Linked DNA regions of Homo sapiens: region 2 is linked to region 1. Evidence: chromatin loops called from intact Hi-C (ENCODE). Cell type or tissue: IMR-90. All regions are shown on one strand. Links, peaks and the distances in the headings refer to the core of each region. The heading gives the core; the rest is flanking DNA.

What was found. Hi-C counts contacts between places; a loop is a spot of excess contacts. Peaks named below come from ENCODE experiments on the same cell type or tissue, not always from the same donor. Only the 100,000 strongest peaks of a DNase experiment are listed, where the experiment ranks them.
Region 2: a loop joins it to region 1, with 3.0 times the contacts of the local background. A loop is called at or near these places in 2 of 110 quality-filtered maps.

Annotation. Positions count from the first base shown.
Region 1 is chr21:37,751,314-37,766,112 of GRCh38, forward strand. All of the region lies in intron 2 of KCNJ6 (potassium inwardly rectifying channel subfamily J member 6), which reads right to left. LOC101928368 (a long non-coding RNA gene) reads left to right here and starts at 224. Exons shown (of 4, transcript XR_244309.5): 1 at 224-303; 2 at 3,257-3,387; 3 at 6,833-6,889; 4 at 7,993-9,199. RefSeq lists an enhancer at 4,041-4,888. In IMR-90, for the core only: a CTCF peak has its summit at 7,844 (motif pointing right); a DNase peak (open chromatin) is centred at 7,858; H3K27me3 peaks cover 2,107 bases.
Region 2 is chr21:37,871,387-37,886,185 of GRCh38, forward strand. The region is part of intron 1 of KCNJ6 (potassium inwardly rectifying channel subfamily J member 6); the gene reads right to left. Among named protein-coding and RNA genes, the nearest start is that of KCNJ6, 38 kb to the right of the region's middle. In IMR-90, for the core only: no CTCF peak of the experiment used is centred there; DNase peaks (open chromatin) are centred at 6,005 and 7,765; H3K27me3 peaks cover 334 bases.

The DNA.
Region 1 (14,799 bases), core at 3,553-11,552:
CTGAGCATTTTAGTAGCAAAACATGGAGAGTGTTACCTGCTGACCTGCTAAGGAGCATGGGCTCATTCCCATCCCTCTGTGTGCTAACACTGGGACCAGGGAGAGCAAACGGGAGGTGGGACGCTTATTGTTATCAGTATTATGTGCCTATTTTCACACTCATACGTAAGAGCACCCTGGGAATGAAGTGCAAGGTTCAACATTCCTGTGTTTAGAGGAATGTACTTGCTGAGGCATGAGAAGTATGAGCAGACTGCGAGGCTGTAAGAAACTCAGTTGTCCCGGGATGCTCCAACTCTGAGGGTGAGTTCCCCCTCTAAATGTGATGTTTATGGTATCACAGGAGGGTCCTGACCAAAAGTGATCCGGGCACTTTGTACTTAGTTTCTATGTATGATTGTGCCAGCTTTCACAACATTCCCACACTCTTACCAGAAGGGAGAATGATGAACTCATCACAAACCAATGTAGTGTAAGCTCCTTCACCCTATCTCGGGGTCTTTGAAGATAGAAGCTGTGCTTTCTTGATCTGTGTGTCCTCAGGCCCTAGTACGATGCCTGACATATGATAATTCCTCAATGCATTCTTGATAAGTGATTGTTTGAATGAATGAATGAAAGAGAAGGAAGACATTTCCACTGGATTAATGAAACGCTAAGTTGGAAGAGTGCATTAGGAACAGTTAAAGAATGGGCAGTGATGGAAAGCTATCTACAATGTACAGAATCTTGTTACTGTGCAGATTTGAGTCAGCCTTTGATGACTACTGATAGCTATGTCACCTAAAGAAGAGCCTTCAGGAATCTTGGATCTGTCGTTCACCCAGTGGGAGGTGGAGAAGCACTGTAGGTCAAGGCGGGCTGCTCTGTGTCCTCATGAGACCTTGGGCACCAGGGCCAGCCATGCTTTGGAGGGGTTTTCCAGGATCAGTTGCCTTGATTCAGCCCCAGTGGCCCTGCTACACTGATCACAGCTGGTTGGACCAGAGGTGGACACCTGACCAAAAAGGTAGCTGCAACAGGCTGACCAGCATCCTAGGAGGTGGTCTGACATGAAGCTCTGCCCAGTAGATTTCTATACACATGGCGGCTGGATCACCCAGTCAAACCTTCTCTCCCAGGAAGTCTGAATATGAGCTAAATAGAGAAGCCAACAGCAGCAAAAGCCGAGAGGAATACAGAGGGAAGGCATTAAGCAGAAGCTTTTAAGGAGAGGGAAAGAGAGGAGAAACAATGCAGGCAGAAAGAGGAATAGAGAGGGAGGTGCTGGGTCCCACACATGGCAGACACGCTGCCACAGGGTCACCATAATGTGACCGTGCTCATAAATCCTGGGGACAAATGAGGCTTCAGTTCCCAGGAATCCTGGCTAGGCGGCCCCAGACACATTCAAACAAATCTCATGACCCAAGGCAGCCCCTAGTTCTTCCTGCAACCCTGAGGAGCCTCATTCCCAAATTTCACTTCTTGGGTCCCAGAGCCAGGCTGGTGTGGATGACACAGAAGGAAGACCTGTGACTGTAGGATGCTGTGTGCTGTGGGAAACCAAGGGGTTCTGTAAACTGTAGGCTCTGCCCCTGCCCTGGAAGGGATTCATACTGGAGTTAGAAAAGCCAGAAAAATCCACACACAGGTGTCCAAGGTGTTATATATTAAGTAGCCAAAGTGAGAGAAAAGACAAGGGCTGCCAAGAGTAAGAAGTGAAGAGGGCAAGGTGGGCTGGGCAGGGAACACAGGGAAGGCCTCGGAGCTGGGGACTGAGTGCTGAGGGTGGGCGAGACGGCCGCATGGAAAGGTGCTTGCAGACATGTGCACAGGGTGGCAAATGCCTGCAGCGTGTGCAGCTGGGCTGAGAAAGGCAGCTCTGGTCTCTGCAAATCTGCAGGGGTTTCTGGATGCCTAGAGTGACCAGAAGCACGGATTGAACCTGTCAAACAACCCGAGTGAGTGGACAGGGCCCAGATGGTATTTCCTGACTTGGGGGCCAGCTGTGATCCTGAACGTCCCCTAGTGCCCTGGGATCAGCACATTTGAAGGCATGTCTGCGTTTCTTCCTGGGAAACACAGATCTCTGATGAAGATAGGCTATGATGTGAGAAACTTCAACCAGGCGTAAATTGCAAAGGGCAGCAGAGTGTTCTGTTCGCACATCAAGAACGTATCCCAGCCTTAGAAACAAAATAGAAACGGAGAGCTGAATCTAGAGAGCCGGACAGCAGGCTGCCTGGCAACCACCAAGGAACACGACGCTCTTAGCCTGGTTCTGCTCCTACTGTGCAAAGGGCAGTCTGGAGATAGCAGGTCAACATCCACTTGGAATCGAAAAGGTTAAAAAAGCATGCATTTGGATGGCTCTCTGTTCTCTTTTTCTTTTCATATTTGTTAGTGCCTGTTACCTGCAGATCGAGGGAACGCTGTCACTAATGTTATGTTTTATAGGCGAGCCTTTGCTGAGTAAGAGACTACACTCAAAAGAATCACCAGGACCCTCCCGATTTTCAAGGCAGGGGGCAGGTCCCAGTCCCTACACTCCTTGGTCTCTGAGACATCGGACACTATGCCTTTCATTCCCATGGGATGCTCTCATTTTCCTTGGCTAGGTCTATTACATTGAGAACAAGGCTGGGCCCTTGAGCATGTGCTGCCTGACTCTTTAGAGCACGGGGTGCCTTCCTTGTGGGGTCTGAAATCAAAGACAACATGCCTGCAGATAGTTTTCTTGAATTTTTGAAGACATCTGGGGCCTGGGCCACACATAAGATACTGCAACCAGCTAATAATTAAACCTGGATGCCACCTGCCAGCTCATTCTCCAGGTTTGGCAAATGAAACACACATTACTAGAGGAAGGACATCTTTAGGGGAAGGAAGGCCCATCTTTAGGGGAAGCTGCATCCCTGGTATCTTTAGAACAATGAGGCTTCCCCAGAAAGGAGGGCTTCTGAGACCTCAAGGAGACAAAGTACTGTGAATCTCAAGTGCCGCTTGCTTGAGCAAAATGCAACCGACTTTCTAAGAAACCATGAGATTTCTGAATAAGGAGAAAGGGCTTTTATCAGGGTTTTTCTAGCTCCATAGTTTGTTAGCAGAACACAGAGTTGGATATGATAGCTTGAAGCCTGTGGTATGAACTGATGTGTCTTTCTAGGGTTTGACACTTAGTAGACACCCCACAAATGTCACTTGGTTACAGAAATAAGTGAAGGTTTAAAATGAAAGAAGAAACGTACTGTGTCTTTATTTCCTGTGGCTCTAGCTGATCCGGGACAATGGACTGAATGCCATCATGAGCCTCAATGGACTTACCTGTAAGAAGGGTCACGTGAGATTCCAACGCTAATGAGCGTGAAAGGTTTTTGCAAACAGGAACTGCAGCACAAAGGAGAGGTAATATGTTGCTGTTGGGTGAGGTGTCCTGGCTGGGTTTGCTTTAGTCCTCACTTTCGGTACATTTCCTGCCTAAGATATTTGTGATGGTGGAAGAAAGGCCTGGATTTCTTCCTTTAAGATTAGGAGTGGCTAGTTTCCCTTTTGGGGGCTGTTCCTAGGACTTGAGGCACCGTCTCAGAGCTGAGGAGTAAGCAAGGCTAAGCCGCAGTGCAGCTGGACAGAAAGCCGGAGAGGTATTGCTGGGCTTCTGGAAGTCCCTGAAGGGTGGAGCTTCTCAATAGGTAGCAAAATGACAAACTCTAGACAACTCCAGGATGTGTTCAATGATAAAACACAGGCTCTGGAAGCTGGCCTGAGAAAGAAGTCTTAATTCCTTAAGGACCCGAGCGAGACCCAGTTCTAAATCTTAGAAAAGAAGTTTGCAAGTGTCTTAGTGGATGCAGAGTCAAGATAAACAGAATTTTCTAGCACCGTGGAAGGAACAGAAATTACAATAAAGAAGAAATAGAATCAAAAGGAACTTGGCTGACTTTTATAGCTTCTGGTTGTCTATTTCTGGGACATCTATGTTCAGTGGCAAAATGAAAAAAGAAAAAAAAAGAAAAAAACAACTACACAAACACACATGCAAAAGCTTTCAAAGAAGGCAAGAAAAAGCTATGCCCCTGGGATAGAAGGCTCTTTCCTGAGACTTTCTTTGTTATCCTAAGTCCTGCAAATCTTCAAATGTTACCTGAGAGTGTTTCATCTGGAATTCAAAGTCAAAACCAAAACAAAACTAAAACCCAAAAAGAAAGGCAGGAGAGAACAGCTAGTCTTGAAAATAGGCAGACTAGTTGAGGGAAACAAATCTGTGTGTGCTTTGCCATGAGGGGCAACTGAAGGAAGAGAGGAGCCTGGATTATCCATGATTTAAGTATTTGTAATTGAGGGAACAGAAAAGGTGTCCTCTCTCTGTGTTTAGCCAGCAAGGGAGCATGGCTGAGTTGCCTTGAGCTCCTGACCCTATCATGAGAAGCCATGAAGGGGTGAGGTGGGTGCTACCATGGGCCAGCCTCCGGGTGAGAAGGATGGATACGAGGGTGCGGTACAGGCAGCAGGAGCTGTGCCAAGCAGAGTGGAGGCTGCCCCTTTCCCCAAGCACATCTCACACTGCACCTTGGCCTTTGGTGGAGCCACTGACTTCTGGAGAGCCCCATGCTGTGTGAGTGCTAAATGCGGAATGCAGGCACTTTGTGAAGTCTTTATTCGGTGGCTCGAAATGCTCAGAGCTTGAGAAGAAAAATCAACACCAAATGGGTTAGCTTCCTCTAGATGCTTTTGGATGAAAGCTCTTCCAGGTTCTGTGGATGGATGGACGCTGACACAGCACCCTCGTTTGTAAAGCAGGGCTGGTGGCATCCACTTGGAGGCTGGCACAAGGGTTGTGTGGGATTTCCCTGCCCGCCAAGCTCCTAGCCCTTGATTCAGTGTCTGTGGCTCCTTTAGGACCTGTGCTGGACCTTCATTAAAAACCAACAAAAGTAGGAAAACTGATGCAAATAAAAGAAATAATACCACAGATGACCATTCATTCCATGTCAGAAACAAATGCCTGGATATTCCTTTATGATAAACCTGGAGAGCAGGAACCACCCATTGAAGACAGTGTGGGCCACAGACCCCACGGTCAGAGAATGGGTGGTGGGAGCAGGGCTGGCGTGGGGGCCTGGGAGAAGGCAGGGGACGTGCGTGGAAACAGAGGCGCAGTCTGGGTGAGGGGTCCAACCCTTAGGCAGCACTGACATCTCCCCGCTATGCTGGTCTCCACCCTGGCCCCAGCATTCACACTGCATTCCTGCTTTGCAACTGTGAACCCTGTGAAGCACCGAGTGGAGTGTCCAGCCTGGAGTGAGCACTCCCTCACAGTGTGATGATTCCAGCCCAGAGTGAGCACTCCCTCACAGCGTGATGATTCCAGCCTGGAGTGAGCACTCCCTCACAGCGTGATGATTCCAGCCTGGAGTGAGCACTCCCTCACAGATTCAAGCCCGGAGTGAGCACTCCCTCACAGCATGATGGTTCCAGCCCAAGTGAGCACTCCCTCACAGATTCCAGCCCGGAGTGAGCACTCCCTCACAGTGTGATGATTCCAGCCCAGAGTGAGCACTCTCTCACAGTGTGATGATTCCAGCCCGGAGTGAGCACTCCCTCACAGCGTGATGATTCCAGCCTGGAGTGAGCACTCCCTCACAGATTCCAGCCCAGAGTGAGCACTCCCTCACAGCATGATGGTTCCAGCCCAAGTGAGCACTCCCTCAAAGATTCGAGCCTGGAGTGAGCACTCCCTCATAGTGTGATGAGTCCAGCCCAGAGTGAGCACTCTCTCACAGTGTGATGATTCCAGCCCGGAGTGAGCACTCCCTCACAGCGTGATGATTCCAGCCTGGAGTGAGCACTCCCTCACAGAATCCAGCTTGGAGTGAGCACTCCCTCACAGTGTGATGGTACCAGCCTTGGTGAGCTGTCTCTCACAGTGTGATGATTCCAGCCTGGAGTGAGCACTCCCTCACAGTGTGATGATTCCAGCCTGGAGTGAGCACTCCCTCACAGCTATGATGTTTCCAGCCTAAGTGAGCACTCCTTCACTGATTCCAGCCCGGAGTGAGCACTCCCTCACAGTGTGATGATTCCAGCCTGGAGTGTGCTCTCCCTCACAGTGTGATGATTCCAGCCCAGAGTGAGCACTCTCTCACAGTGTGATGATTCCAGCCCGGAGTGAGCTCTCCCTCACAGCGTGATGATTCCAGCCTGGAGTGAGCACTCCCTCACAGTGTGATGATTCCAGCCTGGAGTGAGCACTCCCTCACAGCATGATGGTTCCAGCCCAAGTGAGCACTCCCTCACAGATTCCAGCCCGGAGTGAGCACTCCCTCACAGTGTGATGATTCCAGCCCGGAGTGAGCTCTCCCTCACAGATTCCAGCCTGGAGAGAGTACTCCCTCACAGCATGATGGTTCCAGCCCGGAGTGAGCACTCCCTCACAGTGTGCTGATCTCATTTGTTGCCAAAGCAATCATTCCCTATTACGGAGAAGAGAACACCATTTTGACTTGCATGAGGCCACACGCCTAGTCACTGGCTGGCTCGAGCCCAGGTTCTGACTTGAAATCCAATTCCCACAAAATGCTTTCCTTAGCAAATGATTCCTAATTAATACAACAACAGAAAGGCCTCACAATGTCAAATCTTAGAATGAGATCAGGTTTCCAGCAGGTGTCCCTGCATTCACCCACCTCCTGCGAATGGCTTCCTGGCATTAGGTTTCAGGGTGTCACTGGGTGGGTTGAGGGTGTGGGGATGGTGAGGGAGGAGACCCTGGGCCTGGTTTAGTGGAGGGGGAGAGGCTTCACCTAATTTTCAGGGGTCCAGCTCCAGTTGACTTTCCTCTTTGTGCTCCTAGGCATGAATCCTTGAGCGATTAAGACAGTGGGAGTGACGGGGCAGAGTCACCACGGAGGTGGGTGTCTGCAGATGTCTGTGAGGCTGATGGTGTGTGGGTTCTCTAGGGTCCTGTAACTTTATTATCTTTAGACTCAAAAGGTGTTCTGGGATCATCGTATTTGCATTGGTGGGAGTGTGTGTAGAATAATAGCAGTTATTTTGGGAGAAGTTACCCTGCGCCAGGTGCTGTAAATATCACCTCCTCCTTCCATTCTTAAGATGGGAGTATCCACAGTGGTAAGCTGGTAAACCAAGTGTCCAGAAAAATTAATCCCTCATTTGTAGTGTTTGCTGATTGCCATGATGTGAATTGCTTTTACCACTGCGGATTTCAAGATTATCGACCATTCACAGGATTCCTGAATATCTACCCGTCAACTCTTATGAGCCAGAGGAACTGGCTCTAGTACAAATAAGCCAAGTAAGGGATTGTACAGACATAGGAGTAAGCAATAGAGATTTTTTTTTTGAGACAGGGTCTGGCTATGTTGCCCAGGCTGCAGTGCAGTGGTGCCGTGATAGCTCACTGCAACCTTGACCCTCTTGGGATTAAGTGATCCTCCTGCCTCAGCCTCCCAGGACCACAGGTACATGCCACCATGCCTGCCTACTTTTTTGTTTTTTTGTAGAGATGAGAGCTTGCTGTGTTTCCCAGGCTGGTCTTGAACTCCTGAGCTCCAGTGATCCTCCTGCCTTGGCCTCCCAAAGTGCTGGGATTACAGGTGTGCGCCACCGTGCCTTCCCGGCCTTAGATATTTTACAGGCGAGGAAACTGAGGATTAGAGATCACATGGCTCAGCCCTGCTCACATGGGTTGCAAGAGTTGCCCTCAGTCTGACCCCCAAGGCCATTGCTTTTAAGTCCTCCTCTTGACAGCCTCCTGGCCCCTATCTGAGGCTCAGCTGAGTGGTGACTGTTCCATGTTTGAGGCTGGGGAGGAGATCAGCTCGCAGTTCAGCTTCCTGTCCCCCAGGTGGCAGGGGCGGTCCTGGCTGGGAAGGCTAATTTGTCCGGGCTGCATCTCTGTCCTACTCTCGCCAGCTCTGCCACAGGGCCTCTGTCTTTCCCTTGCGCTTTGAGGTTTCTCTGGGTGCCTCACCCTCCTCTTCTTGTTCCCAGACACACCACTGTGAAATGAATGGCGGGACTGCACTGAACGGCAGAATGTTTGAGGGCTTGGTCATACAGCTGGAGGGAAGAGTGAGACCAGGAAGAGCTGAAACGCGGCCTCTCCATCCCTGTTACAGCAGCACCTTTCTCACTGGGCTGCAGGCACCCTGACCGCAAAGGTGTTCTCACAACCCCGCAGGGTCTTGCTCCTCCCTGTGCCGCCAAGCTTGCCACTCCATCTGCCTGGCACGCTCATCCCCGCCATCCCCATCACTGGCTTCCCATTGTCCCCTGGGTCTTGTCCTTGAGGAAGCCTCACAAGTCATCCTGTCTAAGTAGCACTGTTGGTCTTCTCCATAGAACCTTCTCTTCCTTTCCTGGCATCTATATCATCCTGGAACCATTTTATCTGCGTGTTCACCTGTCCAACCACACTGCGATGGTTTTAAAATATGTTCTTAATTCTTAGACACTCCTTCCTTCCAAAGGCAGAGTGTCATTCCTCTCCTTTTGAGTGTGGGCTGGACTTAGTGATCCCGTTCTGCAGATGAGAACATGGCAGAAGAGGTGCTGTTAGGACTTCTGGGCTGGGTCACGAAAGGACAGCTGCTGGCTGGCCTGCTGTCTTTTGGACTGCTCTCCCCAGGGGCAGCCAGATGCTACATCGTGATGACACTCAAGCAGTCCTACCCAGAGGCCCATGTCAGAAGGAACGAATGCCTCTCACCCACAGGCAGCACCAACTCGCCAGCCACGGCTACGAGCTGCTTTAGAAGTTGACTCAGCCCAGTCGAGCCTTCAGATAACTGCAGACCCAGCCAACATCAGATGGAACCTACAAGAGAATAAGTCCTGGTCCCGACCTGCCCAGCCAAGCTGGTCCTGAATTCCTGACCCACAGAAGCTGCAAGAATAATGTCTCCTGCTACTTTAAGCCACTATGTTTTGGCATATTAGGTAGCAATGGAGGATTAATATAAATGTTGAAATGCTATGATTCCTCATTTCATGGACAAGGAAACTGAGCCACAGAGAATTTACACGGCTCACCTAAGGCCACACAGAGTCAGAATTTGGACAGAGGCAGTCTGATTCCAGAGTCCACACCCCTGAGCCCTGTACTACAACCTCCCTCCAAACAAGGCACCATCTCAAACAGTGTCATTTTTCCTGTGAAGCCCCGATTAGGTGGTGGGCAGGCACAGGATCTTTCCCTCCCCAGACAGATGTAAGTCCAACAGCGTGAGGCTTCTGACAGCTTGGTGCTCCACACAGGGCAGGGGTGCAGAGTCCTGCCTGACCACCAGCCATCCAGCTGTCACGAGCCAGTACCCTTGCTCCTGGGTCTGACTGGAACTTCAGGCGAGTGTCTCATGCTTAAGAACCTGCCTTTTTCCTTTTATCCCTATGTTTTGGGATGCAAGAAAATGCCTCTCAGATGTGGTGTGGTCTCCTGGCACCTCACCTAGGATGGGAGGCCTGGGATAGAGAAAGGCTCAGGTTCCTCCTGTCTCACCTGGGCTGGGAATGAAGGACTGTTCTCCCTTCTCTTCAACATACATTCTGGAGGCGGGGTGGGGAACTGTCTTAGGCCTGGGTCAAGAGGGGAGGGCCAGACGGTCTTGGGCTGAGTGTGCTGAGCTCAGAGAGGCACATGTGGATGAGACAAAGCCAGGCAGGTCAGGGAAGAGCCAGAAGAAAGATGCACTTTGTGGGTCCTAGGCATCTGGGTTCCAGGCTAGGGAAACTGGGCAGGGAAGCCTTGCCAGGGGACGCCCCTTAGAGTAAGGGCCAATGGTGGTGTTGCGTGTGTGTGTGCTATGTGCTGTATGTGGTGTACGTGTGGTATGTGTGGTGTGTGTGCTGTATGTGTGTTGTGTGTGCATGTGTGTGCGATGTGTGTGTATGTATTGTGTGTGTGTGTGCATGTCTGTGTGTGTGGTGTGTGCCATATGTGGTATATGTGTGTTGTGTGTGGTAGTGTAATGTGTGTAGAGTGGTGTCTGTGTATGTGCTGTGTGTCTTGTGTGTATTAGTGTGTGTATATTTGTGTGTTGTATGTAGTGTGTGTGTATATTTGTGTGTGTTGTATGTAGTGTGTGTGTATATTTGTGTATGTGGTGTGTGTGTTGTGTTGTGTGTGTATATTTGTGTGTGTTGTGTGTATGTAGTTTGTGTGTATATTTGCGTGTGTGTTGTGTGTATGTAGTGCATGTGTATATTTGTGTGTGTGGTGTGTGTCGTGTGTGTGGTATGTGTGTATGTGTTGTGTGTATGTAGTGTGTGTGTATATTTGTGTGTGTTGTGTGTATGTAGTATTTGTGTATGTGTTGTGTGTTGTGTTGTGTGTGTATATTTGTGTGTTGTATGTAGTTTGTGTGTATATTTGCGTGTGTGTTGTATGTAGTGCATGTGTATATTTGTGTGTGTGGTGTGTGTCGTGTGTGTGGTATGTGTGTATGTGTTGTGTGTATGTAGTGTGTGTGTGGTATGTGTGCATATGTTGTGTATAGTGTTGTGTGTCGTGTGGTGTCTCTGTGCGTGTCTGTGTGCGGTGCATGTTCATGCACTCACTTTTGCACCTGCAACCCATGCTCACTGTGCTACACTTTCCACACCTTTTGCCCCAGACCCTGATAAGGTCCAGGGAGGAGGGTGGTGAGGAATGCCTGCAACGATTTAATTAGGAATAAAGAGGAGTTGCTGATCTGGTTTAGGGCGGGCCAGGAGTCTTTTAGCTCCAGAAGGACAGGGGTGTCTGTCAGCTGTTTGCTGCTCATAAATTCCCCAGTGTGTGTGCAGGATTGCACCTATCCTCTGAGCTACCTGATGCTGGGGTCTTGACCAGATAAGAACACCAAATATCCTCTTCCTTTCTCATTAGTAGACAGGCCAGGCCCATCTGAACCCACTCCTCTGGCTCCCTGAGGAGTGTTTGGGTGTCCCCGCACTTAGCATCCAGCACAGATGGCTCCTTCCAAAGCCACACTCCAGTGGCTTCTTTGGGGTGGATGTAGACGCTCAGCCCATGGAGAGCAGCTCATCTAAGTTACAGCCCTTTAGAGTAAGGGATGTGGATGAACAGGTGAGAGGCTTCCTGCTCGTCATTAGAAATTTTTAAAAACCACGTGGTCCACAGGTCTTGAGGCCAAGGCTGATGGGCTGGCTGGGCAGGAGCCACAGGAAGAAATCCACAGGTGCTGGCCATGTGGAACTGCCTGCCAAGTTTGCTGGAAGCAGAGCCCGTTTCTTTTTTCGGCAGCCTGAATAAGAGGCAATGGGGACCCTGTTGAGGTCAACTCTTGTATGTTACCAACGCCCACAGCTGTGTGCCTCCTCTGAGGACATTCGAGTGGGCTCACCACGATGACATGGGCCTTCTGCTGGGGAGGCTGGGCCATTCGGTGACCTGTGGCGCTGCGCTGTGTGATGATTGCTGATCAGCTGTGGCTCCCAGGCCAGCTTACACATGACGATCCCCTGGGGAGGTTTTAAAGATTCCAGTGCCTGAGCCCCACTCCAAGCCAATGAAATCCCAGCCTCTGGAAGTAGGGCCTGGCATGGGCCTGTCTGCAACACGCCCCAGCTGTTCCTAATGGGCAGCCCGGGGGTAAGAATCAGCGACTGAGAATAACGATGTTCCAATCTTGATTCAGCCGGGGAAATCTTTCTTCACACAGATGCTACTGGAGTGAACACAAGCAGATGAAAACAGGGCTGTCTAAATGACACGCAGCCACCAGTGACTGCCCGGGCTCCCGAGAAATCCAGATTCATCAGGACCCACTGATTTGGGCATCTGATGATGGCATGTGAGGAGGAATTTTCCAAAGTTTCTGGGAGAGTACAAGGCAAGTCACCACCCGCTCCCAGCTGTGTGCCTTTCCTGGGGCCAGACCCTGCAGCAGCTCCCACCTTGTCCCACGCTGGATGGCAGCCTGCTTGTAGGGGGGGCCTGCAGACACCTTCTCACCCCACCCAGGACTTGAAGGCAAGGGTGGAATTTTTGGTGGATGCGATGATCTGTCTTCTCGTGGTAAGGAGGTGATTCCCTGAACAGCTGGGACAACACCATCACCTCGTCTTCCTTTCTCCTCTCTTACTTCCTGCTCCTGATCCTAGAGGAGCCACAGAGCTCGGCCCTTCCCCACCCCCGCCTTGATGTGGCTTGGGCAAGCTAAGGGCAGGTGGCTCTGTGTGTCATGAAGTCCTGTAGGGCCTGCTCCTGAGACTTTCCTGCCCACTGAGTGGGATTACTGAGTGACAGCTGGCCCTCTCAGTGACTGTGTGCCTCACCCTGTGCTTCTGGTATCTGGACAATGCCCTTCCCAAACAGGAAGTGTTTGAGCCATGTGTTCTAGATACATGGCTGTTTTTCTCTTGTTTAAAAACCTTTGTGTGTGATGTTCCCCACCCTGTGTGCAAGTGTTCTCATTGTTCAATTCCCACCTATGAGTGAGAACATGCTGTGTTTGGTTTTCTGTCCTTGCGATAGTTTGCTCAGAATGTGGGGGGAGGGGGAAGGGATAGCATTAGGAGATAAACCTAATGTAAATGACAAGTTAATGGGTGCAGCACACCAACATGGAACATGTATGTTCATATGTAACAAACCTGCATGTTGTGCACATGTACCCTAGAACTTAAAGTATAATAAAATAAAACAAAAACCTTTGTTTTACCCCTGACTCATCTCACATATCTACATACTCAAAGGCCATGTTTGTCTAGGAGTAGAACCAAGTCCCTGATTTGACAAAGTGAATTATTATAACACATTTGTGTTTAACATGCAGGTGAGTCATAGATGAAATACCACCTATGGAAACTGACAGTCGCTGCTATGCCTTTCTTGGACTATGGTGAGTGAGATTGAGGGTCTGGTAATGCAAGAGGTACCTAGTCATGGAAATGAATGGAGAAGCAGCTGGTTTGAAGGGACTTTCTCCTTCCAAAGTAATAAGCTGAGAAAACGGAAAGGTGTGAGCCATCAGCAGAGTATTTAGGAAGCATGACAGATGGAGGGGACAAAGTAAGAGAGAGACTTCAGCTTGGGATGATTGGAAGAAAAATTTGAAGATATTTACTTTTTTTTTTTTTTTAAGACAGTTTTGCTCTGCTGCCCAGGCTGGAGTGCAGTGGCACAATCTTAGCTCACTGCAACCTCTGCCTCTTGGGTTCAAGCGATTCTCCTGTCTCAGCCTCCTGAGGAGCTGAGATTACAGGCGTGCGCCACCATGCCTAGCTAATTTTTGTATTTTTAGTAGAGCCAGGGTTTTGCCATGTTGGCCAGGCTGGTCTTGAACTCCTGACCTCAGGTGATCCACCCACCTCAGCCTCCCAAGTGCCGGGATTACAGGTGTAAGCCACCGAGCTTGGCCAGAAATTTACTTTTTGATGGTGCTTTCCAAAATGAGTTTCCAGGCAGTCTGCAGTCAGTTGTATTTTTAAGGTTGAATGGGTGTTTGGTCATCCCGTGATCTTACAGTGCTTTGAAAGTGCTTTCAGAAACTGCTGCAACTGAGGGGAGAATTGAGGGTGGTTGATGGGGGAGATGCAAGTCAGGCAAACCAGCCAGAAGCCTTGCTCTAAGATGCAGGCCAAGAGGCACCGCAAATATTTCACTTCCAAGCCAAACCTTCCTTCTCAGGGGGTGAAGCAGTGTTGTGCTGGAATCAGCTGTACTGGCCTATGAGAGCCAATTGTTAAATTTTCAGGAATTTTATAAGCTGGTTGTTAAATAAGGCTATTTTCAAAATTAAATTATATAAACTTAATACTTAATTATATTAAAAGCAAAGGAAATTAATACTCAAAGCTTATAATCTTTCTACTTATTTTGTCATATTTTACTGTGTCAATGTTCTTGGGGTTGTTTCCGTCTGTTGTGTCTGCATGGTGGAAACACTTCATATGACATGCCACTGCACATCTCTTTTAAATTTTGTGTTCATGACATCGCTTTGATAGCTGGAAATTGGCCATGGTGGGATATGGATACCAGGGAGACTGTAAAACAAAACCAGTTTGGCTTGTTTTATTGTTCTGTCGATGATCAAGATCAGTGGTTCTGAACTGGGAGGATTTTTCCTCCAGGGACATTTGGCAGTATCTGGAGGCGCCTTTGACAGTCACAGATGGAGAGGGTAGGGGTGCTCCTGGCATCTAGAGGGTGGAGGCCAGGGAGGCTGTTAAACATCCTACAATGCATATGGCAGCCCCCTTTGCCTCCCAGCCCCAGACACGGAATTCTCTGGTCCAAAATGTCAATATTGCTGAAGTTGAGAAATCCTGGTCGAGATTTAAGGAAGTGATGGGAAATTAACTTAAAATAACTTAAGACTGTGTCAAGTTCATACCTGTTACATTGTGCATACTACAAAAAAACCCCTGAAGCCTTCTTTCAGTGTTTGAAAGCTATTATATGATTCATTAAAGAAGTTGTTCAAGTCAATGAATGAGTCAAGTTCTAACACACTTCTTCATCTTCTTTGTTTCACTAAATGAAGATGTCAATCACTACTTGCATGGCAACTATCCTCATTTAATTGTAGAATCAACAAAAGCATTCTGTAAGAATCAATTGGCTATGTAAAATTTATAATAAAATTATTATGCATATTTTGCATTGCATATATACAAATATGCATATTATGTATTTTGCATATTTGTAAGTTGAGTGCTGTACATCCTTCTTATCAGTAAAATGTGTGTGTGCATAATTTTTCCTGAAGAGCCTGTTGATAAACATTTACCAGCACGCCACTAGTTAGAAGCTACAGAGTTATCAGATTTTAAATGTAACACCCTCATTCT
Region 2 (14,799 bases), core at 4,180-12,179, 120 kb after region 1:
GTGGGAATTGAAGCAAGAAATGCAAGGCTGATATAGACCCTGTACACCTCCCACCCACGTATCTGGCAGAATGTTCAGGTGAAGGGCTAGAAGAGGGCCCGATGAGGGCAGAGGCCAGCTCTACCCTTGACAGGAGGACAGAAATCTGGGCACAACCACACCCTGGGCTCTGAGACTTTTTCCTGAATAACAGTAAGATTTGTACTCTGGGGTATTCTTCCTACATGACTCATGGCTCTCTCTTCAAATCTGGAAGAAGTTGCCTGAAGAACAGTGTGCTCTTGCAGACAGATGAGTAAACCGGCAGACAGATGGGTGGACTTCTAGATAAACAGTGATGGAGAGAGGTGAGGCTGCAGCATGCAATGTGCCCAGAGTCACAGAAGTTTGGTATTGTGGTTTATTTCCCATTCACAAAGTATAACCACCTGTTTTTTCTTCTATTTTTTAACGAAAAGCTTTTTAAAAACCTGTTAAGAAACAAAATGATTCTTGGACATTAGGCAGCTGTTAAAATGTTTTGATGGGTTTAGAATAAATAACTCAGAAACATATGGATTTGATTTTTCATAAGTTAAATGTGTGTATTTTCAAATGAGAAGCAAATTTCCCAGGAAAATACAGTTCAGTTTTTTTTTGACGGGGATTGTGGGAGAAGGTTGGTTATTAAACAAACAAATGTAAGCACACAAATCAAAGTGAAGAGGTATGGGGCACGGATGTCCTAAGAGCTACTCTGGTCCATCAACACAGGGCAAGGCAGAAAAACAAGGCTGTCCTCAGGGAGCTTACCTGGTTAATTCATTAACTAACGTGTGAAATGACATCTGAAGGAGTCATCAAGAATGAGTATATCTATCAGGATGGAGTAGCACACCCCAGACCTAGAAGTCTAATCAAGGCTGCCTGATGTTCAAGAAGCCATAACTAATAACATGCCTAGAAATAATATGTGGGCAAACCTAAGCAAATCAGTTGCCTGGAGTCTGGATCTTACAAAGTCAAAGGGCAAGGCTTCCTCTGTGTCACCGGCATTAGTTAGGGAATGGGGCACCTTGGCCACCAACAGGAAGTTTTCAGTGCACCCAGGAGGTGCAGCCTACAGGAGGAATAGGTGACTGATGATCATGGCTTAATAACACTCATTTGCTTCACCTAACTGCACTCCCAAGGCTCTTTGCCCAACCTTCTGATCATAACTTTGCTCCCTCAATCAATTTTTCTCCCAATAGTGATGTTTCCTAAGTTGGCTTTGTGGTTTATGTATCAGTCTTCTGTGAGTTTAGTTCATGTGAATCTGCGCCTCCAAGATCAATACTCTCTATAGGCCTGATATGGTTTGACTGTGTCCCCACCCGAATCTCATCTTGAATTGTAATCCCCATAATCCTCACATGTCATGGGAGGGAACTGGTCGGAGGTAATTGAACCATGGGGTCAGTTTCCCCCATGCTGTTCTCATGATAGTGTGTTCTTATGAGATCTGCTGGTTTTATGAGCATCTGACATTTCCCCTGCTGTCACTCATTCTCTCTCTTGCCGAACTGTGAAGAGGTGCCTTCCACCATGATTGTAAGTTTCCTGAGGCCTCCCCAGCCATGTGGAACTGTCAGTCAATTATACCTCATTCCTTTATAAATTACCCAGTCTCAGGTATTTCTTCATAGCAACGTTGAGAACAGACTAATAATGTCAAGGCCCTTGACAAAGCCTAGCTGTTTCTCCTGCTGGGCTGAAGGTGAGACTCTGGAACACAGTGACGACTAATCATTACTTGCCAGGCTCACCCAGCACAACATCACCATCCCAGCCATGCATGCGCTGCAGTCGTTTCTTATTAATATCATAACACTGAGACTGCCGACGATGGCTGTCATTGATTCCAGCTTACCACATGCCAAGCACGTTACGCGAATCCTTGCAGTAAATCCTCACAGTGACTCTATGGGCAGATACCATTATTGGTGTTAGTTTACAGAGGAGAAAACTGAGACTAAACCAGGTGAATAACTTTTCCAAAGATCTCATCACTGGTGGCCAATGGGGATAACTGGATTGAGGCCAGGCAGACTAGTGCAGTCAGTGTACCTAACCGTCCATTGACCTGATCTCTTAAACCAGCTCTCTAAACACACCAACCACAACTAGCTGAGCATTGCTAGCAGTGTGCATACTCGTCTAGGCTTGGTGTCTTTTCATTGACCCTAATCTATAAGTGTTTCTGCACTGAAAAGCCTTTTTTAGAACCCACTATGTAGGACTAGAAATAGAAATATGAGCAAATTATTGACTTTCTCACTCTCCCTGTTCTCTCTTCTTAAACCTCCAGCATCTTCTCCCCATCCTCACTCTTAGCTGAAGACACAGCTTCCACCTTCACCAAGAAATCTGTCACCATTACAAGGGAACATCCACAAACTACCAGATCACATCTATCCACGCTTCCACTTGTACCTTTTATCCCTCCCTTTTGCCCTCTACTGGACAGCATTGCTCAGCATTTACCTCATTCCTCAGCATTTTTCCAGTCCTTCCCATCAGCTGTTACCACTCCACCCTGCAAAGAAAACTGCGTCTTATCTCCACTCCCTCTTCAACTTCTATCTCCATTTCTCTGCTCACTTTCACAGCAGAACTCCTTAGAAAACTCGGCCATACTTGCTTTTCCCATTTCCTCTGCCTCCATCTCTCTTAAACTCATCCTAATCAGGGGTTCACCCTCTCCCTTCCCTGCTCCCTGGAAGCTGCTCCTGTCTGGGCCCGCAGTAGCACCCAGCCCAATGGATGTCATCACTGGGGGAGGAGGCCTGTCTTGCTGGCCCATCAGCCGCAGGCCACACCTGATCATCCCTCCCCCTTGAAACGTCACTTTCACTTGGTCTCTCACCAACTCCTCTTTTCTTTTTCCTTTTCTTTGCTGGTTTCTCACTATTTGGGATGCCCCAGGGCTCACTAGGACATGTTCTCTTCTCTATCCTCATTCTCATTTTCAATACCCAGTGGCCAGATTTATTATCTCCAGCCCTTGAACTCCAGACTCATATAACAGACTGACAGCTTGACTTCTCCATTTGGATGTCTAATAAATATCTCAAAATTCACCTGACCAAAACTGAACTTTGATACTAGTCTGGATTTAATGTCATTTAATTTATCCCAAATTATAAGTATTTATGCATTCAAAAGTCTTTCTGATGAACCCACTCTGTAGGGTCTAAGGATAGAAAGATGAACAAATTATTCACTGTCCCACTCAGCCACACCCACGCCTACACTCAGCTGTCCTCAGGGCTCTCTGATGAACACTGGGAGGAATGATGGGAGGGTGACAATGCCTTCTTCCATTTGCTCAGGCCTCAACCTTAGAGTCACTATGTCTGTCCCTTTTCTGTGACAGTTCACATTCGATCTCTTAGAAAGCCCTTTAAACACATTCACAATCCAAGCACGGCTCCACCTCCACCACTGCCACCCTCCTGACCCAAGCCACCATCTCTGCAATGACCTGACTGGCCTCTCTGTGTCCACTGCTGTGCCCTGCAAAACTATTCTCAGCACAGCAAGCCACGGTAGTCCTTTCAAAACATAAGTCAGATTCTGGCAGTTCTGCTCCAAACCTCTTTCTCTCAACAAAGCCAGAGTCACTCTATGCCCAGCAGTCTGTTTCCGACGATTGGCGAGGTCCTGAGAGCAGGGCTGTCTCATGGGGACACATGCTCCTCCCCTGCCCTCAGCCATAAGTGATTCTAGAAATGAATGTGCAAGGCTGGTGGAGCTCTCTCTGGAACACAGTTATCCCCTTCCAGAGTGAATTATAATTCTCCCCAACAAACAGGCATTATTTTTGTAAAATAAAAAAATCTTATTTTAAAAAAGAATTGAAAAGCAGAAGCCTTCCAGGACTTGAACCACAGTTGGCCTATTCCCTCTCTCCCCAGCACAGTGCTTAGCGGGGAGCCTCCACCTTTCCTATGAATTCAAAATGCCAAGCTCGCCCATCCTGCTTCCTCCTCCCCCTTCTTCCCAGTGCTTTTTGACCCCAAGCCAACCTGGAGAGCCAGAGGTGGGGACAGAGTGAGCAGCCAGGGCGCTAATCTTCCTGGGGGCCAGGTCACAGGAGGCTCCTGGCTTCTACCCTAGGGTTCCTCGGGGTTTAATTGCTGGTGGTTTTATGCTTCTGAAGCTGCTGCAGGATGTGCAGCTGCAAACAGCTTACTGTTTCGATTTTCCCTTATTGCTGGCCTCACACTTCAATACTTATGTGAAACTTAAAAGTAATTTTCTCTTTGAACCAGGCTCAGAAGGTAGAAGGAAAACCATGGCCTTTTCCACAGCAGCCATCTCAGGGTCAGTGACTATCAGTGCCCACAAACCCGGCCTCCAGAAAATGGAACTCTTGTGCTAGTCTGCAGGTGTTTCCATACAAGGAACACCTCCGGTGGGCCTCTCAGCCCCTCATTTATTCTTTTAGTACTAAATAATTCAGGGCTCTAACAGCGTTGGAGGGTGGCTTATAAAGTTGAAAAGTAATTTGTAAAGATCTGCAAGTTTTGACTCTGTGTTGAGCTTTGAAATAATGAAGAATCAATGGGGACCATCGATAGTATTAGCCAACATTTAATGGGCTCAGAACCAGCTATATAATTTGTGGGGCCTAGTGTAAAACAAAAATGCAGGGCCCTTTGTGCAAAAATTGTTACAAATTTCAAGACAATGATGGCAGAGCATTAAATCAAGCATGGGGCCTTCTGAGCATGGGGTCCTGTGCAACTGCCTTGGTGGCAGGCCTGTGTCTGGGCACAGGCTGTGCCAGGCTCTAAGGTACACACTGGACCGGGCCGTCTCATTTCACACTCACCAGACACTTTGGGACAGACACCCATAATATTCCCATTTTACAGATGAGCTAACTGACGGTTTCAGGGGTTAAGTAACTTGCCAAAAGTCACCCAATTAACAAAAAAGAGAGCCAGGATTCAAATCCAGGTAGTCTGATCCCTAGAGAAGCCGTCCTCAAAGAGTTATATTTTTAATATTTTTACTATCCATGCTTTCCTATTACAAATAACATTCATTTTTGCATCATCATAGTCATTACTTATCCCAGGACATTTGAAAAAATAAGAAAAAGCCTAAAGAAGACAATTAAAATCACCCAAAATAATGATATCAGTGCATATATGTTCTGTCCTTTTTTCAAAGTATATTTTATATACAAAACAAATTTATGTTATATATGTATATATGAAATATATATATAAATTAAACACCTCATTTACAGCATTGCATGTCTTTAGGTTGAGAGTTGAACAAACAGGCTCACTATGAAACATACGTGGGTGGATCCATGTAGACAGGCTGGAAAACCCAGCAACAATTGGACAAGTTGGCCAAGTCCAAGTTCAGAGGGGCTGTGGGGATAATGTAATACATGAAATCACATACTTTGAAGTAGAAGCAACATTAAACCTGAGGCAAGACCTGAGGCAAGCTTGCTTCAACCACCCAAAAAATCATGGACTGCCAGTGCTCAAAGAGTGAAGAGTCCCCTGTAAATATCTGTAGCTTCACTATTTAGTTTTTCTTGTGGGGTCCAAGTCAGAATAAACTTAACATTTTTATTACTATGAGTCATGTTCCAAAGTGCCCTGCCCTTGAGTTGATGTCGAATGGTTTTACAAGTTTTTTGTACCTGGATGTCATTGAAACACTATTTGCATGTGCTATAGTGAACCCAGAATGGTGGGATTAAGTTAAAAAAGGCAAACCCACCAACGCCTAATTGGGGAAATAGCAAACTCTGATTTAATCACAGTGATAAAATAAAAATCCACCCTCTCACCTTTTCTCCCCAGGTCTCTCCTGATAACTCTGAAAGTCTAAAACAGCAGTACCATTCTTCCCTGCCAAAGGTATTATCTGCAGTTTCTACCATGAAATACACAGGTCAACAGTTGGTAGGAAAACTGACCGCATGAGAACATTCCTGCAGTTTTTATCTAATGATGTTGAAACAGCTCTCTGCAGGATGTGCAGAGGGAAAGAATCACTGATCTGTGAGATGCTTCTTCCCTCAAACAGAAAAACTTGAGTGTCAAGTATAAAATCCAGATGAACAAGTTGCTTTCCAAATAAAAGGAAAAGAGCTGGAATATTCTGTTAATGCATCAAACCTAATGTGGAGTAAATGACATTAAATCTTGGCTAGGCTAACAGGCCACCGAGATTTAGACCTGCAGGCTAAGTTGGCTCTTCCTTATGGAAGGCAGAACAGAAATACTGCTGCTCAACGTGTATTTCCCCACCTACAGTCGGATCGGCCACAGGTGGCCTTTGAGGACACTTGTCCCTCTCACTTCTTCCTCTCCAGAGGCTGATTTCCTGGGACTGTGGATTTGAACACTCCATTGTTTTAGTTGGAACTTAATAGAATACCAGGTTTCAGAACAAAAGTGGGTGTATATTGTCTGTCTCTTTTTCTGGCGCATGCCGGAAGTTCATACACTTAATTTATTTGACATTTTGCAAGATAAAGCACAAGTTGGAGAAGAGAAAATTCAAGAGAAAGAAAAGGCATCATAAGACTTTTCTTAAAGAAAGTGTATGTCAAAGAAATGACTTAATTCTGAGAGTACACTCCATAGGAATGGATGACTAAATGGTTTCATTTAGAGACAGCTCTTTTTGTGAGTTTCTGTCCTCTATCAATCTGCACGGTGGAAACAATAAGCACTGAGCTTTGAACAACCAAGGTTTGAGGGAGAAAACACAGTAAAATGCTAGTTTCAAAATAAGTAATCTTCAAGCATAATTGAATTATTCCTGAGCATGGAGTTGTAATGTCATATCCCATTGTGACTACTGCTGCATTTGTGGGATTTTTTTTTTTTAAAGAATTACCTTCTTTAGAGAGGAACAGAGATAATAAGTATTTTTTATCAATATCCTCATATTCAACCTCTTTCCCTAAACTGTGAATTGAAATTCTAAGCAAATAGCTTTGCAGAATTGCAATGATTTGCTTAGCAGTGTTCTGAGTTAGGCAAGTAGTGAAACCAGCTCAGCACAGCAACTGCTTTCTAGGCATCCCTGTGGTGGGCCAGCCTGCCCTTCCAGCAGGCTTGCAGGTCTACCAGCCTCCTGTTACCAAGTCCAGCCCAGCCCTATGGCAAGAAACCAGGACTGGCATGAAAGATGGAAGAGCTTAGCATGAGGCCTTACCAGCACCAGAAAGTAGGAAACTTGTGTGCTCCAAGCATGCGCTTCTTTTTGCCCGGTTGAAATTTGATCAAGGTACCAAATGTGTCTAACATACTATGTCTACCACTGAATCACAAAGGGAAAAATACAGGTGGGGCTGGGTGGGGAAAGAGGGTCCGGGAGGGAAAGGTAGAGCGGTATGTGGGAGGGGGACAGGGGCATGTGACGACCAGCACTCACCCCCACTGGAAGGCTGTCTGCCTTGTCACATGCTTGCTGTGAAAATGGCGATCCCGTGTGATGTTCCTGATAGACCAACACCACAGAGTTTCACAATTATTTGTGCGTATGCCTGAATCCAGTACTAGACTGTGACCTTCTTGAGGGCAGGGACCGTGTATTGATCATCATTCACGCCTGCATATGGCTCTTCAGGGAGGTTTGTAAAGGAGATGATTGAGAAAGACCATAGGAATCTATCCTCAACAGCAAGTCAATGCAACAGACGGTGATCTTGCTATGATCTGGCTAGGTGCCAAGTACAGTAGTGAGCTGAGTACTGAGTAATGGGAGTGGTCATGCATGAGACATATTCCCTTCCCCCAAATTGCTCAGTGTCTAGATAGGGCCATGGCAGGTTTATGACTAACTCCATAGAGAATTTGTACAGGTCAGGATGTTAGCTGAAATTGACTCTGAGGACAGGGAAAGGTGGTGTGAAATGCCTCCAGAACAAAGGTGGGTTGCATTTACTGGACCCCCTGCAGCACGTATGCTCCCACTGGATTCCTAGTGATGCTCCAGCACTAAACTTGTGATTATGAGGCTTCTCTGCACTGGAAAAAGGCAGCTCAGTGGGCAGAGTGGTAAGGGGGTTGGCTATGACCTATACTGGCTACTCCCAGCTCCATCCCTGCGTGAGTGATATCCAGGACTACACTAAGTTCACTGTGCCTCAGTTCATCCGAGATCATGTCCAGGTACAGAGGAAGGCCTATTTGCCCAAAATAACATTGCTCTCTTCCCCGGCTGAAGACTGGGTCCTGTTTGTTTCTAGGGTTACAGACAAAGTAAAATTATGGAACTTGCCAGGTATCAGGAAAAACTCAATGTCTGCCTTGAAATGAAGTGTGTGTGTGTGTGTGTGTGTGTGTGTGTGTGTGTGTGTGTGACAGAGAGAGAGAGAGACAGAGAGAGAGACATGCATGTCGGATTGGGAGGAGAGATGGTTCCAGGTTGGATAAAAATATTTTCCAAAAAGAATCTTGGATTTGAAGGTGGCCTGTTATTTTCTATAGGGTCCAAAACGGAAGTAAAAAAACCCTTTGACTCACCTATAGGTTTTTATAGAAATTTACACCTAATTTCTTATTTCAAATGGATGAAATGTTGGCTGGGCATGGTGGCTCACACTGTAATCCCAGCACTTTGGGAAGCTGAGGCAGGTGGATCATTTGAGGTCAGGAAGTCGAGACCAGCCTGGCCAACATGGTGAAACCCGGCTCTAAAAATACAAAAAAAAAAAAATTAGCCGAGTATGATTGATAATTACAGGTGGCAGGCACCTATAATCCCAGTTACTCGGGAGACTGAGGCAGGAGAATTGCTTGAACCCAGGAGGGAGAGGTTGCAGTGATCCGAGATTGCACCTGGGTGACACAGCAAGACTCCGTCTCAAAAAAGAACAAAATGTGCATTGTCCAGGAAAAAAGGAGTCACAACAGCTTTTGTCAAGCACATTGTACACCACCTCTCACCTCTGCAGAGAAACATTGGAATTTAGTCCTGGTTTGGGGGAAACTCAGACTCTCGCATCTACAAAGGGCATGGGCCATGCCAGGGCTATGGGCCAAACTCACTATCTTCTTCCCACTCAAGTGAAGGAGGGAAGTGGGGAATGCTCCTCTGTAAGATCCCCAAACAAAGAAGTCCTGATTGATAAAACGGCAGGGATGGGAGCCTCAGAAAATGGGATTCCCAAGAGTGAGGGAGGAAGAAGGAAGTGCACAGTCAAGCAAGGGTTAATCAGACGGCTTTGCATTTTCTGTTATTGCATTTTCTGTTACCGCCCTTCAAAGGTTAATAGATGGGCCATAACAAAGGACTTCCTCAGGAATACATTTAGGAAATTTTGGGATCAACAAAGTAAGTGTTTTTATCCAGGGCTTTCCAGGCGTGAAGCATATTTCCCAAGCTGGCTTGACATCAGAGTCTTTTTAGTGGAAGACCTATTGACAACTCACGAATCTCATCCTCCAAGGAAAACAGATGAGAACCCTGCTCTAGGTTGTCAGAAGGCAAACTTCAAAAGAATTCAGAGAACATGTGGATAAGAGCCCATGGATAGAGATGGCTCAGGAGGGATGGGAGGATCTGAAAATTAAAATCTGACAAGAAAAGCTCAAAGGGCACAGAAGAGGCAGAAGGGCAAGGCAACTCAAGTCAAGACTGCCCATGACAACTTGAGCTGATGCAGACGTGGAGAGTCTGGAGGCAGGCAGGCAACCTTCCCTCTGTGCTTTTTTTTCAGGGGTTCACTAAATATTTATTGAGCCTATTTTCTGTATCAGGGGCTGAGCCTAGCACAAGCTGGGATGCACCCAAAGGAAGGCAGTCAGGAGTGGAAAGCTCCGGGATTCTGATGTGGAGAAAGTTGTAGAAAGTAAATATATTTAGTCTGTGTCTTAGTCATCTCGGGCTACCATAACAAAATACAATTGACTGGATGGTTGAAACAACAGACATTTATTTCTCACAGCTCTGGAGGCTGGGAACTCTAAGATGAACTGTTGGCAGGGGTCAGTTCCTGGTAAGGGCTCCTTTCCTAGCCTATAGATGGGCAGACCTCTTGCTATATCTTCACTTGGCCTTTCCTCTCTGCATGGAGAGAGAGAGAGAGAGAGAGAGAAAGTGCTCTTCCTCTGCTTCTTTTGTTGTTGTTGTTATTGTTGTTTTGAGACAGCATCTTGCTCATGCTGGAGTTCAGTGGCACGATCACAGCTCACTATAATCTCCAACTCCTGGGCACAAGGGAGCCTCCCATGTTGACCTTCCAAAGTGCCGGGATTACAAGTATGAGTCTCCACCTCTTCTTCCTCGTCTTCTAAGACCACCTATCCTATTGCCCTCATGATGGGCCCCACCTTCATTACCTTATCTAATCCTAAATACCTCCCAAAGTTCTCATCTCCAAATGCCACCACGCTGGGGGTTAGGGCTTCATCATATAAACCTTGTGGGGACATGAACATTCAGTCTACAGCAGTCTGTAGACAAAAGGACAGCTGGGTCCTGACAGTTGCCTTCAGGTGGACAGTAAATAGGGCAGTGCTAAGACCAACAGGAGGAAATTTGTGACCAGAGACTTGGGGGTCTCACAGCTAAAGCTGCTTAAACATTATAGGGCTTCTGTGTTAGGTAGCAAGTGCCCTGTCTTTGGAAGCATCCAAGCAGGGGCTGGCAGTTTTCACCTTAAGGTTGTTACAAGTGGGATTCCTATGGAGGTGAGAATTCAGTTAGAAGCTCCCAGACCCTCCACTTCTACAGTTTTATGTGGGTTCACTCCATAAGCATTTTCTTCCTTTTTAATTCTCTACTGTGTGCCCAGGATGGTTTTTCTGTCCTGTTTCCAAAGCAGTGTGAGCAGGAGGGGGTTGTAGCCTTGGGTTGACAGATGAGCGTGCTGGGTATACAATCAATATGTGTGCTCAGAATCCACACAACAGGCTTGGGTTTCTTGGTAACAGAAGTGCTGGGGAGATGGGGCTGCTCTATTAAAGTTTAGTTTCATAAACCTTATCCACAGAGGGCGATGAAAACTACAGCACATGGGCAGGTGGCATCAGGAAACCACTGCATGACTGGGCATGGATTTATTGCACTCTTCAATGCTCCTTTATGTGCCACTTACACGCAGCAAATACCAGCCCTTCGCCCCCAGCCTTTCCTCTTGCAGGGTCACCCATTAATGGAAGAAGGCAGACAGGTATAACTATGTTTCTTCACTTTGGCCAAATTCCTCATGGTTTATAGAAAACAGCAAGAGGTAAGGCTTGTGAGAATGGACAAGCTCCAACTGTGGTGGGAGGCAGGCAGGGACACAGCAGGCCAGTCACCACGGGCACTTTTAGTGCATTTGCCATGCCCAGCATCCTATTGCTACTAAATCGACTTAAGCTCGACAAAAATAAAAACAGTCTCTGCCTTACAGGCACTTTAGAGTTTGCAAACTGCCTTCATGCATGGAATGTTTCATAGGACACAAAGAAAAGGCAGCAATATTATTCCATAGTCATAGGGCTTGTGTGTGCGTGAGTGTGTTGTGTGCAAACAAGTGGGCATGCACATTTGTGTGTGTGTGTGCACTCATGAGTGATAGTGCATGTGTGTGGATGCATGTGTGTATGCTCATGTGCCTGTGTGTTTGTATGCATATGTGGGTCTGTATGTGCATGTGTATTCACGCGCTTTTACGCCGGTGCAGGCCTTCACTCTAGATAGTAGAAATAAGAGACCTGAAGTCTAGCTCCCAGCTCTGTCTCCAAGTAGTTGGGTAACCTGGGAGTTGCTTCACCTCCTTATGCCTTTGGCAGTTTTTGCTGAAAATGTAGGCTTGCCCCAGAATCTAGGAGTTGATAAACTCTTTTCTAGAAAGGGCCAGCTATTAAGTATTTTACTCTTTGCAAGTCCCATGTAGTCTCTGTAATAGTTTTATTTTCTCCCCAACCTTTTAAAAATGTAAAAGCCATTCTTAGCTCAAGCCTTACAAAAACAAGTGGTCTTGTGGCCCTGGAATAGAGCCTGCAGACCCCTACAGATTACCCCTTTTAGCCCCAGCAGGATTGAGCCCCTGCCTAAATGAATGAGTTGTCACTAGCATGCATGCTTCATGTTACTGGGGAGCTTGTCATCTGATGGTCTTGCTTGACCAAGCACCTAGTGCCAGGTGGGACATGGCTGTGTTTCCAGGTGCCAGGCGGCGGGCACCGTCTTGGCTTCTCTGCCTGGGGGAAGGCTTATGTAAATGCATTTGAAGTTTCCCTGCTCCCAAAGTCCCGGGCTTCAGAACCAGACAGGCACGGGTCTGAATCCTCATTCTGTCACTTTCTGATTGTTTAGTGCTTGGAAAGTCATGTCACTACTCTGGAACTTGGACAACTGTGTTCAAAATTGTTCAGATTCCTTTCAGATTTGAAATTGTCAGATTGACTCTTAGTGATGCTTGACAGTTAAGCATTTTGAATCCCTTGGTAGGTATAAACCTTTAATGTTTGCAGGGGCTAAGAAATAAGTGAGCCCCTGTTGGCTTTCCAGGTTGGTGACCCCAGAGGACTGGTGTTCAAGGAAGCTGCCTGTTTGCCAGAAGCTGAGCTGCAATCCACAGAGGCATGAATGCTCGTCCACTCACCTGTTCTTCATCATGGGATGCATCTGTGGTAAGTCTATGTGTCTCCTGAAAAGTGTTCCAGAAGGTTGGCATCTGTTTAAAAAGTCTAAAGCAATGAAGTCACCTTACTACTTTGCTCGTGTAGAAATCTTTCTACTCGGGGAACTGCATGTCAGGATTCTTGATTCTCTAGTATGTCTGGGCCTATAAGCCAGGTGTGTCGTCAGGGCTCTATGGATGCATTTCCGCACCTCACATCCATCTCACTTAAGAATGCATCAAGTAGCGCAGCAATGGCAGTGCCTTCTGCAGCTTAGAGGGAGGCACAGGTGTTCACCTTGTTCCTCTCAAGTTCATGGTCATGCTTGCTGGGCTGGCGGGCTACCACGACTGAGACCCTCGTCTCCCTCACTCCTCCTTTCCAGCTTCTCTCTGCATCTCAGCTTCCTGCCTCCTTTCTGTTTCCATCACAGCCTTCCAGGGAGCATCATCTCTCTGCCCGCATCTGTAGTCTTTTAAAAACTGCTACTCCATTGTCTACCCTGTTGCTGGGTTAACCTTCCCCAGAAGCCACATTGCCTTCTGCTACCCCAAGTTACCATTTACTCAGAAAACTTTCAGGCCTGCCCAAAGCCCCAAAGTAAAAGTCAAATTTCACAAAAACTCAGAGTTCCATAGTCTATCTGCCCCCAACCTACCCTTCTATCTTTATCTCAGAATATCTTTATAAGTAGAGTCACCTGGCTCTCATCCCCAGGGACCTAGGACCACTGGGTCAGGAAGAGGGGCAGACACTGGGCTGAGAGCTGTGGCCTGCAGGAACCCACTGCTTAAACCAAGCTAGGCTACTTATGGGTCCTAAATAATGTGCGTCTCACTTCTACAGTCAGAATAAAATAATGGAGGGCATTAATTATAAATGACTACCTGCCCTCCTGCTTCTCAACCTTCTGCTGCAGTTTTCTGCCTCCTTTGCCTTCAATGCTGGTCTAGAGCTTCTTGTTCTCAGAGAAATCTTCTTCCTTTTATCTCAGCACTTATGGCTGTTATTTCTCTGCCATGCTTTCTGAGCACTGTAGATGGTTCCCTGTGTTGGGATCCATCTGTCTAGCCAGTCCTATCTCATTCTGTCCATCCTATCCCTGGATTGACTGCACCCTGAGTGCTTGGTGAAGAAACAGGTTAGAATTAATTCTGAACTGAAAATCATTTCCTAGGAAAGGCCACTTCATCACATAGCAGGGCTCATGGGGTCCTCTTGGGGGAGGTACAGTGGTGGGGAGCAGAGGAAAGGGTCTGACACAGCCACCTTTGTCAGTATTGCCCCAAAGCCTGGAAGACATGGACACAGGTGCTTGTGTCTTATGGTAGGCAGAATTCAAAGGTGGCCCCCAAGATCCTTGCTGCTTGGGGGACACACACCTGCTCCCAATTATCCAATCAAATGCTAAACAGAGACTTCTGAGAAGAAGAGATACAATTAAGATTCCCAATGAATTGACTTTAAGAGAGGGAGATGATCCTGTGGGGGCAGACCTGAGCACTTCAAAGTGACCCCATTCTTCCTTGCAAGAGAGATTTGAAACATGAGAGGGATTCAAAGCATGCAAGCCCACATGGAGGGGACACGTGGTGAGGCACTGAGACAGCAGTCCCAGGAGGGGAGCACAGTCTCCACCTGACAGCCACAAGAATGGGAATCTCAGTCCTGCAGCCTCAAGGAATTGAATTCTGCCAACAGCCACGTGAGTTTGCAAGAGGACCCAGGAATGAATGCAGCCCTGCTAACACCTTGATTTCAGCCTTGGGCAAAGCCCAGCCAAGCCTGCACTTCTGACATCTGGAAGCTGTGAGATGATCAATGGATGGTACTGCAAGATGCTAAGTTTGCAGTCACTTGTTATGCAGCAGTAGATGACTACTGCATGCCTTCTGCCCTCCAAACTTGCCTTTCTCGAGGTTATTTTCCTTTATAATTTATTAACACATGGCATCACCAGGCTCATGAATTGCACCAAGGAGTCCTGGGAAGGCTGTTATCTCTTGGTGGATAAAATGACACGATTTGCTTATTACGGATCCAACAGACATTCTCCCAGAGCAGAGTGGGCTGGAAAGAATGAGGATCCTCCACTTCTCAAGACTCTTTTTGCTACCTGCTGCCAAAATTCCTAGCCTGTTAACCACAGCTCTCCAAAAAATTGGGGGTAGGG